Linked DNA regions of Homo sapiens: region 1 is linked to region 2. The links are chromatin loops, found by intact Hi-C in ENCODE. Cell type or tissue: endothelial cell of umbilical vein. All regions are shown on one strand. Links, peaks and the distances in the headings refer to the core of each region. The heading gives the core; the rest is flanking DNA.

What was found. Peaks named below come from ENCODE experiments on the same cell type or tissue, not always from the same donor. Only the 100,000 strongest peaks of a DNase experiment are listed, where the experiment ranks them.
Region 1: it touches region 2 in a loop (11-fold over the local background); 56 of 110 quality-filtered maps call a loop at or near these places.

What each region holds. Positions count from the first base shown.
Region 1 is chr9:112,358,248-112,366,162 of GRCh38, reverse strand. It overlaps a transcript of PTBP3 not described here and the pseudogene RPL32P22. Among named protein-coding and RNA genes, the nearest start is that of HSDL2, 18 kb to the left of the region's middle. In endothelial cell of umbilical vein, for the core only: a CTCF peak has its summit at 4,458 (motif pointing right); DNase peaks (open chromatin) are centred at 4,472 and 5,532.
Region 2 is chr9:111,757,932-111,762,931 of GRCh38, reverse strand. It overlaps SHOC1 (shortage in chiasmata 1), which reads left to right. Exons shown (of 28, transcript NM_001378211.1): 6 at 4,084-4,237; 7 at 4,737-4,848. Among named protein-coding and RNA genes, the nearest start is that of SHOC1, 35 kb to the left of the region's middle. In endothelial cell of umbilical vein, for the core only: a CTCF peak has its summit at 2,689 (motif pointing left); a DNase peak (open chromatin) is centred at 2,661; H3K27ac peaks cover 1,260 bases.

The DNA.
Region 1 (7,915 bases), core at 1,821-6,820, 600 kb before region 2:
TACAGGCATGCACCCCCACACCCAGCTAATTTTTGTATTTTTAGTAGAGACTGGGTTTCACCATGTTGGCCAGGCTGGTTTCGAACTCCTGACCTCATGATCCACCCACCTTGGCCTCCCAAAGTGCTGGGATTACAGGCCACTGTGCCCAGCCACTTATGCAAATTTCTGCAGCTGGCTTGAATTTCTCCTCAGAAAATGGGATTTTCTTTTCTATCGCATTGTCACGCTGCAAATTTTCAGAACTCTGCTTCCCTTATAAAATGGAATGCCTGTAACAGCACCCAAGTCACTTTTGCTCCAGTTATCAACAAGTTTCTCATCTCCATCTGAGACCACCTCAGCCTGGATTTCATTATCCATATCATTATCAGCATTTTGATCAAAACTATTCAACAAGTCTCTAGGGAGTTCCAAACTTCTCCACGTTTTCCTGTCTTCTTCTGAGCCCTCCAAACTGTTCCAACCTCTGTCTATTACCGGTTCCAAAGTCACTTCCACATTTTTCGGTATCTTTTCAGCAGCACCCCACACCACTGGTACTAATTTACTGTATTAGTCCATTTTCATGCTGCTGATAAAGACATACCCAAGACTGGACAATTTACAAAAGAAAGGGGTTTAATGGACTTACAGTTCCACATGGCTGGGGAAGCCTCACAGTCATGAAGGAAGGCAAGACGGAGCAAGTCACATCTTACATGGATGGCAGCAGACAAAGCGAAAGAGTGTGTGCAAGGAAACTCCCATTTTTAAAACCATCAGATCTCATGAGACTTATTCACTCTCATGAGAACAGCAAGGGAAAGACCCACCCCCATGATTCAATTATCTCCCACTGGGTCCCTCCCACAACACATGGGAATTATGGGAGCTACAAGATGAGATTTGCCTGGGATCACAGAGCCAAACCATATCAGTGTCCATCAATGGATGAATGGATAAAGAAAATGTGACATATGTATAGATAGATACATACATATATAGATACATAGATAGATAGATAGACATATACAATGAAATACTATTAAGCCTTAAAGAAGAAAGAAATCCTGTCATTTGTGATAACATGGATGAACGTGGAAGACATTATGCTAAGTGATATAAGCCAGCCACAGAAAGGCATGATCTCACTTATGTGTGGAATCTAAAAATGTTGAACACGTAGAAGCAGCAAATAGAAGGGTGGCTGCCAGAGGCTGGGTTGTGGTGGGGGTGGAGGAATGGAGATATGTAGATTACACGGTACTGAAACTGTTAGATAGGGTCAGTAAGTTCTGGAAATCTAATATACAACATAGTGACTTAGTTAGTGGTAATGTATGTAAGTATGCCTTGTTTTATGGAGCTTCACTTTATTGTACTTCACAGATAATGCATTTTTTACAAATTGAATATTTCTGTCAACCCTGTGTCACGCAAGTCAATTGGTGCCATTTTTCCAATAATGTGTCCTCACTTTGTGTCTCTGTCATATTTTCCTAATTCTCACAATATTTCTTTTTTAAATTTCTTAATTTTTTAAAAATAGAGACAGGGTCTTGCCCTGTTGCACAGGCTAGAGTACAGTGGCGTGATCATAGCTCACTGCAGCCTTAGACGCCTAGGCTCAAGCTATCCTTCCACCTCAGCCTCACGAGTAGCTGGTTCTACAGGCTTATAGTTTTTGTAAAGACAGGGTCTTGCTGTGTTGCCCAAGCTGGTCTTGAACTCCTGGCTCAAATGATCCACACACCTCGGTTTCCCAAAGTGCTGGGATTACAGGCATGAGCCATGGTGCCTGGCCCCCTGGTACTTTTCTTTACCAAAATACTTATAAAAGGTTAGTATGCTCTTTTGCTTTTCTTCTGCTTTGCAAATAACTAGGGCTTTTTTTTTGTCTTCTTGAAATTCTCTTATCAAATTAAACTTTTATTGCCTGTTTTTAAAGATCTTGCTACTGTGAGACCCTGTCTCAAAAAAAAAAAAAAAAAAAAAAAAAAAAAGAACTGACCTAGCAAGCCACAGTGACATGGAGGAAAGTTAAATGCATATTACTAAGCGAAAGAAGCCAGTCTGGAAAGGGTACACACTGTATGATTCCAAATATATGACATTCTGAAGAGGCAAAACTATGGAGACAGTAAAAAGGATCAGTGTTTGCCGGTAGTTAGTGAGGAGGGAGGGATCAATAGGCAGAGATCAGAAGATTTTTAGGGCAGTAAAACTATTCTGTATGATACCATAATGTTACAGATATGTCATTATATATTTGTCAAAATTCACAGAAGGTACAACACAGAGTGAACCCTATGGATTTTGGTTGATAATGATATGTCAATGTTGGTTTATTGATTATATCAAATTTACCATACCAACTGGGGCTGTTAATGGTGGAGGAGGGAGTATGTGGAAACTCTCAGTACTTTTTGCTCAATTTTTCTGTGAATCTAGCACTCTTCTAAAAAATCAAGTCTAATAATTACAAAACAAAAGCAAAAACCATGTGGTATTGGCATAGGGATAGACATATAGATCAATTAATAGAATAAATAAACTGATACACTTATGCTCTATTGATTTTCAGCAAGCATACCAAGACTAATAGGTCAAGAATAGCCTTTGTGTGTGTGTGTGTGTGTGTGTGTGTGTGTGTGTGTGTGTGTGACAGTTTTGCTCTGTAGCCCAGGCTGAGGTGCATTGGTGTGTGGATCTTGGCTCACTGCAGCCTCAACCTCCTGGGCTCATGCAGTCGGCCCACTTCAGCCTCCCGAGTAACTGGGACTACAGGCTGGTATTTTTTGTAGAGACAGGTCTCACCATGTTGCCCAGGCTGGGCTTGAACTCCTGGGCTCTAGAGATCTGCCCTCCTCAGATTCCCAAAGTTCTGAGATCACAAGCGTGTGCTACCAAGCCCAGCCCCAGATATTCGTATTAACTAGATATTCTTATTCATAAAAGAATGAGTTTGGACCCACCCCCTGACTCCATCTCAAAAATTATATGAAAATTAATTTTTCACAGTTTTTATGGTTTTATTTCAACACAAAACATGCACATGAGCTGTCTATTCCCTTTCTTTGCTGTGCTGCCTGGCATTGCGACTGGTGACTCTGATGGCCAGCTGGGCTGCCCTTTCCATGATGGCTTTGCAGTTCCAGAGGACACATTGTGAGCTATCTCAGGACAGTAAGATTTTCTGCATGTCAGCAGCCCTTCCAAGTCCTTGACAATGCGTACCAGAAACTTCCAGAAGCCGCTGGGCAGCATGTGCTTTGTGTTTTCATTGCTTCTCTATAACCAATGTTGGGCATCAAGATCTGGCCCTTGAATCTTCTATGAACGCAGTTGTCTCTGGGTTTCCACCGGTTATGCTTAATTTTGACATATTGTTCTGACTGGTGGTGAATGAACTTCTTGCTCCTCTTTTTGATGATCTTGGGCTTCATGAGGGGTCTGATGGTGGCCATGATGGTGAGTAAGAGATGGCTCTAAAAATCAACCCCAAATGGATCAAAGACCTTAAATGTAGGAGCTAAAATTATAAAGCTCTTGAAAGAAAACATAAGGGTAAATCTTCATGACCTTGGATTTGACAATGGATTCTTAAATATGACACCAAAAGCACAAGCCACAGAAGGGAAAAAAAAGAAGATACATTGAACTTCATAAGAATTAAAATAATTAATTTGTGCATCCCAGGACACTATCAAGAAAGTGAAAAGACAACCTAGAGAATGAGAAAAAATACTTATAAATCATATACCTGATAAGGCTCCAGTGTCCAATATATACACAGAATTCTTACAACAGCTACAGAAAAATGAACAACCCAACTAAAAAATGGGCAACGATTTGAATAGATATTTTTTCTTTTCCTTTTGCTAGACAGGGTCTTACTTTGTTGCTCAGGTGCAACCATGGCTCACTGCAGCCTCAACCTCTCCCTCTCAGTTATCCTCCCCTCTCAGCCTCCTGAGTAGCTGAGACTACAGACTCATACTTTTTGTAGAGACAGGGTCATGCCATGTTGCTTAGGCTGGTCTCAAACTCCTGAACTCAAGCAATCCTCCTGCCTCAGCCTCCCAAAGTGCTGGGATTACAGGTGTGAGCCACAATGCCTGTCCCCAAATAGATAATTTTCTAAAGAAGATATACTAATGGCAACAAGCACATGAAAAGATGCTCAATAGCATTACTTAGGGAAATGCAAATCAAAACCACAATGAGATTCCACTGTACACCCACTAGGTTGACTATAATAAAAAAAAGGAAAGTAACAAGTGTCGGATGGGATGTGGAGAAATTAGAACCCTCATACGTTACTGGTGGAAGTATAAAATGGTTCAGTAGCTTTGAAAAACAGTTTGGCAGTCTCTCAGGTTAAACACACTTGCTAGTTCCCGAATGTCCACAGTCAAAAGAGCAATTCCACTTTTTGGTATGTATACCGAAGAGAAATAAAAACATGTTTAGAGTCACCACCAGGTGGCACTGTTATTTTAAAATTCAAAATTGTATAATGCCACAAAATGTTAATTTATTAACAATATTGTGATATAATAATTGACTTGGGTTAAGGCAAAAATAACAAAGTTTTCTATAGCTCTCAAAAAAGGAAAATAAGGTAGAAATTTAAATGTCTTAATGAAAATAATGCTTTGAATCATTAAAACAGGATATGATACTCCAATCCATTTTATATTATTAACGTTTTCAAAATTACCATAAAATGGACAAAGTTATCTTCCCTTGTTTTGTGGCTTCTAAAGTCTATGAAGTTTAGGCTGGGTGCCATGGCTTACACCTGTAATCCCAGCACTTTGGGAGGCCGAGATGGGCAGATCACCTGAGGTCAGGAGTTCAAGACCAGCCTGACCAACATGGTGAAACCCCGAATCTACTAAAAATACAAAAAAATTATCCAGGTATGGTGGTGGAGGCCTGTAATCCCAGCTACTTGGGAGGCTGAGGCAAGAGAATCATTTGAACCCAGGAGGCAGAGGTTTCAGTAAGCCAAGATCTCACCACTGCACTCCAGCCTGGGCAACAGAGTGAGACTCTGTCTCAAAAAAACAAAAAATAAATAAATAAATAAAGTCTATGAAGTTTAATTCTCCAATGTTAAAAAGTAATTTTCAAGTATATAGGAGATTGAAAATGCCTGATCAAATTGAAATATTAAAGGATATGACACTGACAACAACTTTAAGCTTAAGTTATCAAATAAGGACTCTCCTAACCCTGAGCTTGCATAATAATCCATTTTTTAAAGTGTGTAATTTAGTAACCTTCCAATTTCTTGACCACAACCCACAAAAGGAAATAAATTATTTATTCAGACCCAGTACAAAGTTTTTATTCTATTTTATTTGAATCTTGTCTGCCTTGTTAAAAAAAAAAAGTTGATTCTAACCTACTAAATAAGTTTGGTGACTCATTAATGGATCGTAACCTACTGTTAGTCGTATTATAACTTGCCATTGAAATTTTTCCATTTGAGTTTTAAGATGTTTTAGGCTTCTCCAGTGAAAAATAATGTTACAAATTGATGGTCAGAGGCCAACAACAATATAATGTGACTCAGAGCAGATGATTTCAATGGCTTTGAGAGAGTCCCACATCTCTTAAAAATTTCCATTTCCTTTACCCACAAGACAGCTCACCCTGTCTCAGAATCACCTGAGAAATCCTTGTGAGCCAGAAACTGTACCTCATGCCTGTAATCGTAACACTTTAGGAAGCCAAGGTGGGAGGATCACTTGAGCCCAGGAGTATGAGACCAGCCTGGGCAACAGTGACACCCTGATTCTACAAAAAAAAATTTAAAAATTAAGCCAGGTGTGGTGGTGCATGCTTGTAGTCCCAGGTCCTTAGAAGGCTGAGGTGGGAGCACTGCTTGAGCCCAGGAGTTTTAGGCTCCAGTGAGCTGTAAGTGCATCACTGCACTCCAGCCTGGGCAACAGAGCAAGACCCTGTCTTGGAAAAAAAAATTCCTTTGGGTTTTAGGGGTGGTAGTTGCTTCTGATAATGTACCAAGCCTTCTGCGTAGAACTCCGAGCTGTGCCTTTTCTTGCTCCATGAATTATTGCCAGTCATTATTTAATTAGTAACTGTTGGATATTAACCTGATTATTGCATTTTAATGTCTATATATTTCTGATTCATGATTCCAACAAGCTAGAGAAACTGAAAGTTCCTCTTTAATACTACCCTTCAGAGATAATCATGTTAACATTTGGCATGTGTCTAAGACTTTGAAATCTTTACATTAATTTTTATAGTTTTTAAGCATGGTGAGATTATGTGTATATTGTATTGTTTTGAAACTTGTTTTTTTTTTGGTGTTTTGTTTTTATTTTTTGAGATGGAGTCTCGCCCTGTCACCCAGGCTTGAGTGCAATGGCACGATCTCGGCTCACGGCAACCTCCGCCTCCCGGCAACCTCCGCCTCCCGGGTTCAAGTGATTCTTCTGCCTCAGCCTCTAGAGTAGCTGGGATTACAGGCACCTGCCACCATGCCCAGCTAATTTTTGAATTTTTGTAGAGACGGGGTTTCAACATGTTGGCCAGGCTCGTCTTGAACTCCCGACCTCAGGTGATCCACCTGCCTAGGCCTCCCAAAGTGCTGGGATTACAGGTGTGAGCCACCGTGCCCAGCCTGAAACCTGTCTTTGGCTTACCTAGTATATTATAAACATCTTTCCACGTTTACATCTAAAACTTTTTTTTCTTTTTGAGACAGAGTCTTGCTCTGTCGCTCAGGCTGGAGTGCAGTGGCGCGATCTCAGCTCACTGCAACCTCTGCCTCCTGGGGTTAAGCTATTCTCTGCCTCAGCCTCCCAAGTATCTGGGACTGCAGGTTCCCGCCATCATACCCGGCTAATTTTTTTTTTCTATTTTTTAGTAAAGATGGGGTTTCACCACGTTGGCCAGGCTGGTCTCAAACTCCTGACCTCAGGTGATCCGCTCACCTCGGCCTCCCAAAGTGCTGGGATTAAGGCATGAGCCACCGCGCCCAGCCTAAAGCTTTTCTTAAAAGTAGATGCGGTCAGGTGCAGTGGCGCACACCTGTAATCCCAGCACTTTGAGAGGCTAAGATGGGAGATTCCCTGAGTCCTGGCGTTTGAGACCAGCCTGGGCAATATTGGGAGACTGTCTCTACAAAAAATTATAAAAATTTTAGCTAGGCATAGTGGCACATGCCTGTGGTCCCATATACTCAGGAGATTGAGGTGGGAGGATCGCTTGAGCCCAGGAGGTCGAGGCTATAGTGATTGTGCCACTGTACTGCAGCCTGGGTAACAGAGCAAGACTCTGTCCCTGCTCCAGTGCCCCCCAAAAAGAAGATGCATCATTTTCCTTTTTGTGAATGTACTCCAAATTGATTTTACCATTCTCATTTGTGATTGACATTTTTTTCTGGAGATGAGGTCTTGCTATGATGTTCAGGCTGGACTTGAACTCTTGGCCTCAAGTGAGTAGCTGGGACTACAGGTTCATGCCAACTTTCCTGGCTGTTATGATAGACATTTAAGTGGTTTTAAAATTTGTCTTTATTATGAATGGTATTTGCCATAAAAAGCCTTTGTGTATACATCATTGCTCACTAGTCATATCTCCATAGAATACATTTCTAGAACTGGGACTGTTTGCTCAGAGGATATACACACTTAATACCCTTTAGCAAGGTTATGCTAATAATTCATACCAGGATTTCTCAGCCGTGGCACTATTGACATTTTGGGTTGGATAATCATTTTTTGTGGGAGGCTGTCATGTGCATTAGAGTATGTTTAGCAGCATTCTTGGTCTGTACCCACTACATGCCAGTAGCATCAGTGGCACCCTCCTTCCAGTTTGTTTTTGTTTTTTTGAGACAGAGTCTCACTGTCTCCCAGGTTAGAGGACAGTGGCATGGTATCTACTCACTGCA
Region 2 (5,000 bases), core at 1-5,000:
ATAATCATATTGTCTGTGAATGATGGCTGTTTCTTCCTTTGCAATATTTAATCTTTTTTTTTTGTCTGACTATACTGACTAAAACCGCTAGAACTTTGTTCGGTAGAAGCATGATGGTTGCTATCTTATTTCTGATGGTAAAGAAAATGCTTCTAACATTTCATGTGTATGTCATTTTCAATGGTGAAATATTAGAAGCATTTCCTTTAGTGGGTTGAGGAAGATTCCTTCTGTTCCTAGTTTGATAACAGCTTTTAATCATGAATGAGGATTGAATTTTATGTTTTTCTACATAGGTTAAGATATCTACATCTTAAATATATAGAATGTCCCTTTACTAAAAACTCATAATTCTATAATTCAAAGATAAATTGTTTTACTATTGTGATCATACTATATATACATGATATTATTTTTAAATATTAACATGATCTTGGGAATATTTTATTTTATGCTTGATTTTTCCACAAAAGCGTGTCTTTTTCTTTTTCTTTCTTTCTTTTTTTTTAAATTGAGACTCTGTTTCTCAGGCTGGAGTATAGTGGTGCAATCACAGCTCACTGCAGCCTTGAAACCCCCGGGCTCAAGTGATCCTCCTGTCTTAGCCTCCTAAGTAGCTGAGACCATAGCTGTGCCACCATGCCTGACTAATTTTTAATTTTTTTGTAGAGACAAGATGTCCCTATGTTGTCCAGGCTGGTCTCAAACTTCTAGGCTCAAGCAATCCTCCCACCTCAGCCTTCCAAAGTGCTGGGATTACAGGTGTGAGCCACCGTGCTAGACAAAAGCATGGCTTTTAATGACTGCAGTTTTTAATCTTATGTACATATCACACATTTCCAAATTTGAGACCACTAATGTTTTTAATTTCAAATATGTATATAAATATGTATTCTTATTTCCAATTATTTCCTTGGCATGAATTCCTAGAAATTGATCTATTTAGTATAAGTGCTTTTTTAGCTATATGTCCACTAGTATGGTATGAGAATGCCCTGTTTATGCCAGTATTATCATCATTGAATATATTACTGCTGATGTTGTGGTAATACATTTAAACCAATGTGATGGGCAAAAAAATTATATTTTTACTTACATCTTTAAAATTACTGGTGATCTCTGTTATTGACAAGCTGGGCATAAAAAAGTAAATTAATAGAATTACTGGTCTTTATTGGCCATCTGCATCTTTTTGTTTTGTGAAATGATTTTCTCTTTTGTTTATATTTTGACATATATTTTATCTTTATATGTAAAGGTATTAACTCCAAATATATTTAACTTGAACCTAACCAATTCTGCCAATTGTTTTCTTTTATGGTTTCTTTCATTCCTTTTATACTTAGAAAATTCTTTCTTAATTAGATAAATACTTGTTTGTATTTTCTTGAAGGTGCATGAGGTTTGTTTGTTTGTTTGTTTTTTGTTCTAAGATGGAGTCTTGCTCTGTGGCCCAGGCTGGAGTGCAGTGGTGTGATCTCAGCTAACTGCAACCTCCACCTCCCAGGTTCAAGTGATTCTCCTGCCTCAGCCTCCCGAGTAGCTGGGATTACAGGTCCCCACCACCAAGCCCGGCTAATTTTTGTATTTTTAGTAGAGAGGGGGTTTCGCCATGTAGGCCAGGCTGGTCTCGAACTTCTGACATCCAGTGATCTGCCCACTTCAGCCTCCCAAAGTGCTGGGATTACAGGCATGAGCCACCAGGCCCAGCTGAAGGTGCCTAGTTTTATTTTAGATTTTGATGTATGTTTAAAAGTAGGAATAAAAATCTTTTTCCAAGTGTTTTTGATAATTGCCCCAATATCATTTATGAAATAGTCCTTTCTTTCCCACTGATTAGAAATGCCACTCACATTATATATTAAATCCTTAACCACATTAGAATTCATTTCTGGATTTTCTATTATGATCTATTTTGCCTATTATTGTGTCAGTATCATATAATTTTAACTATTAAATGTATAATTATAATATATAAATAATCTCCTATTTTATTACTTTTTTCTACTCTCATAACTATATTCTTCCAGATTTACTTTGTAATCACTTTTCCAAGTTCTAAAACAGACCTCTTGAAATGGTAATGGGATCCTTTAAAATTTTACCATAGTTAGTCTTTCTAGCTAGGAAAGTGTTTTTTATCTTGCCTTTTTTTCAAATTTTTAAAAAAATGATCTTCAATAAAGTTCTATCATTTCCTGCATATACTTTCTGAATATTTTTATGTTTAGTCCTTGATAGTTCACAAATTGGTATTTTTATGTTTTTTCCATTAATTTTTATGACCAAGTTTTTATATATTAAAAAAAAACATTAATTGTATAATTTTTATCAGATAACTTAGTGAACTCTTTTGTTTTCATTTCATTATCTTGAATTTTCTAGGGAGACAAAAGTGTCCTTTGTAAAGAATAAACCTCTCTTCTTTCATATTAGTAGACCTTTTTCTGCTTCTTTTCATAGTTAACTAGCCAAAATTTTGTTTCCTGGTGACAATTTAATATTCCTCTACAATAGAAGAAAACAGTCTCCTTATATCTGTATAGTACATGTATTAGCTGTAGTAAAATAAGAACTCCAGGGCATGCTGTATAACTCAAAGAAAGTAAGGAAGTGGCACTCTTGCTATAAACAACCTTGGTAGAATTACAAAGAATATTAGTTGTGGTGTGATGCTGCCCTCAAGTGGTTTCATCAAAAAAGGGTGGATGGAAAACAAGACCATATAACTGACTTCAGATGTCAGCCATTTAGTTCCAGAAATATCCAGAATGAGGCTGTAGATAGGGAAGATGGCTGGAGGATCTGTTTAGAAGCAGAAGGTGGATATAGGATATAAATTAATGCTGTTTGGGTTTTTACTATTAATGTGATTTCATTAATACTTACAGAATGGATTATACCAGTAAACCATATTTAACTGTCTCAGATAAGCCCTCCTTAGACATGGAATTGATTGACTAACTTCCTTTGGTGTGTCATGGGAAGCTTTTGGCCATGAGATTGTCAGGAACTTAAGTTCAGATAAATCTCTTTTAGGAAGCTAGTTCATACCACAAGTTCTCTTAAGGCATATCAAGTTAGCACCAAGCAAAGGGATGTTCCCTTGCTGCCTGCATACCAATTATGTAGTTAACCGTGGGAGACATTACTACCTGAAAACTCCGTACTATTCTTTTCTTATGCCATTCAGCGTCACTTAACCGAAAAGTCAATACCCAGGATGAGAAACCATTGCTCTCCCTTCAGGATGGCTTTCTTTTTTGGGAACTTGGCTTTTTGAGTAGTTCTTCATCTGAGCTTATATTTTTCTTTTTCTCTTTCTACTCAAAAACTTATTGAAGAATTGGGGGCAAGTTTATGTTCCTTCCTGTGACTTAGAAACTGTTAAAGCTGTTAGACAGCTAGCCAAGATTCTAAAGAAACCCAGACAAGGCAGGGTGGAGACCGAGAGGAGAAATTTATTCCAGAAATTAACTGTTAGCAGTAGTGTTTCTTAATACATAAGCTATATCATACTCCTCAAGTAGATTCTTTGCTTAAAACTTTCACTGTAAATAATTTTATAGCAACCATGTGAATAACTTAAGAATAATAGAATCAGTCTCATTTGTAGGCACTGTAGACCATCTCCATTCCCTACATGTCAGAGACTCTGGGGGATGAATTGGAGATATTAAGAGGTAAAATGATGCAGAGAAGACCAAGGTCAGCAGAAGTCAAATACTTCTATTTCTTTAAAATTTTGCTTAGGCTACGCCTGGCTATTTTGAAGTGTAAGTCCATAAGATATTTTCCTCCATTGATTAATCTTTATTGATAAAGTATTAGCCGTTACAGCTCTTTTGGGATATTTGGCTATTCCTCGGTGTCCTAGATAATACTAAAATTTATTGTACTTTTGCCTTTGTTCCAGAACTATGCTACATGCTCTATATGCACAGTACAATGAAGAGCTACAGAGTTTAAAATGTGATTGAAAAACCCAGCTGTATCTAATGACTGATTACATTAACTATCTAGATCTCTTTGGATAACTTTTTGTTTTTTTCTTATTCCTTTATATTTCTTATTTCTTTTCAGATTTATTTATTGATGATAAAGGAATACTTTTTGTAAGTAGTAGAAAACACCTACCAACTTTGCCTACTCTCTTGAGTAGACTAAAACTGTTTTTGGTAAAGGATCCTCTTTTAGATTTCAAAGGACAGATCTTCACAGAAGCTAATTTTTCCAGGTACTTACTTAATTGACCAATGCTGTAAATATTTTTAAGAGGTGAAAATGTTTTAGTATGATCACAAGCTTAGATGTTATCAACAATGTTTTTTTTTGTTTTGTTTTGAGATGAGTCTTGCTCTGTCGCCCAGGCTGGAGTACAATGGCGCAATCTCGGCTCACTGCAACCTCCGCCTCCTGGGCACATGCGATTCTCCTGCCTCAGCCTTGCTGAGACTACAGGCGTGCGCCACTGTGCCCAGCTAATTTTTGTATTTTTAGTAGAGACATGGTTTCACCATGTTGGCCAGGCTGGTCTTGAACTCCTGACCTCAGGTGATCCACCCGCCTCGGCCTCCCAAAGTGCTGGGATTACAGGCGTGAGCCACTGCACCCGGCCAATAACTTTTATCATCGTTTTACCTCAACTTTAATTTTAATGATTATGTGTTTTGGTTGGCTACATTTAGTATGTAACTTGCTTTTAGTAAACACTAATTAATGTATTTTTTTTTAAGGGAATGTTTCTCTCTTCAAGAAACTTTGGAAGCTTTTGTGAAAGAAGATTTTTGTATGGATAAAGTGAACTTTTGTCAAGAGAAACTAGAAGATACAATATGTTTAAATGAGGTTGTAATACTGGCTTTCAATAATATTTTAGTAAAAGTAGTGAGGCACATTTTTGTAAAATTTGTGTAATATACATTGTCTACAATTGTCAAATTAAAAAGATTTTATAATGGAATGAACATGTATCAATTAAGAAGTCAAATTTACTTCTA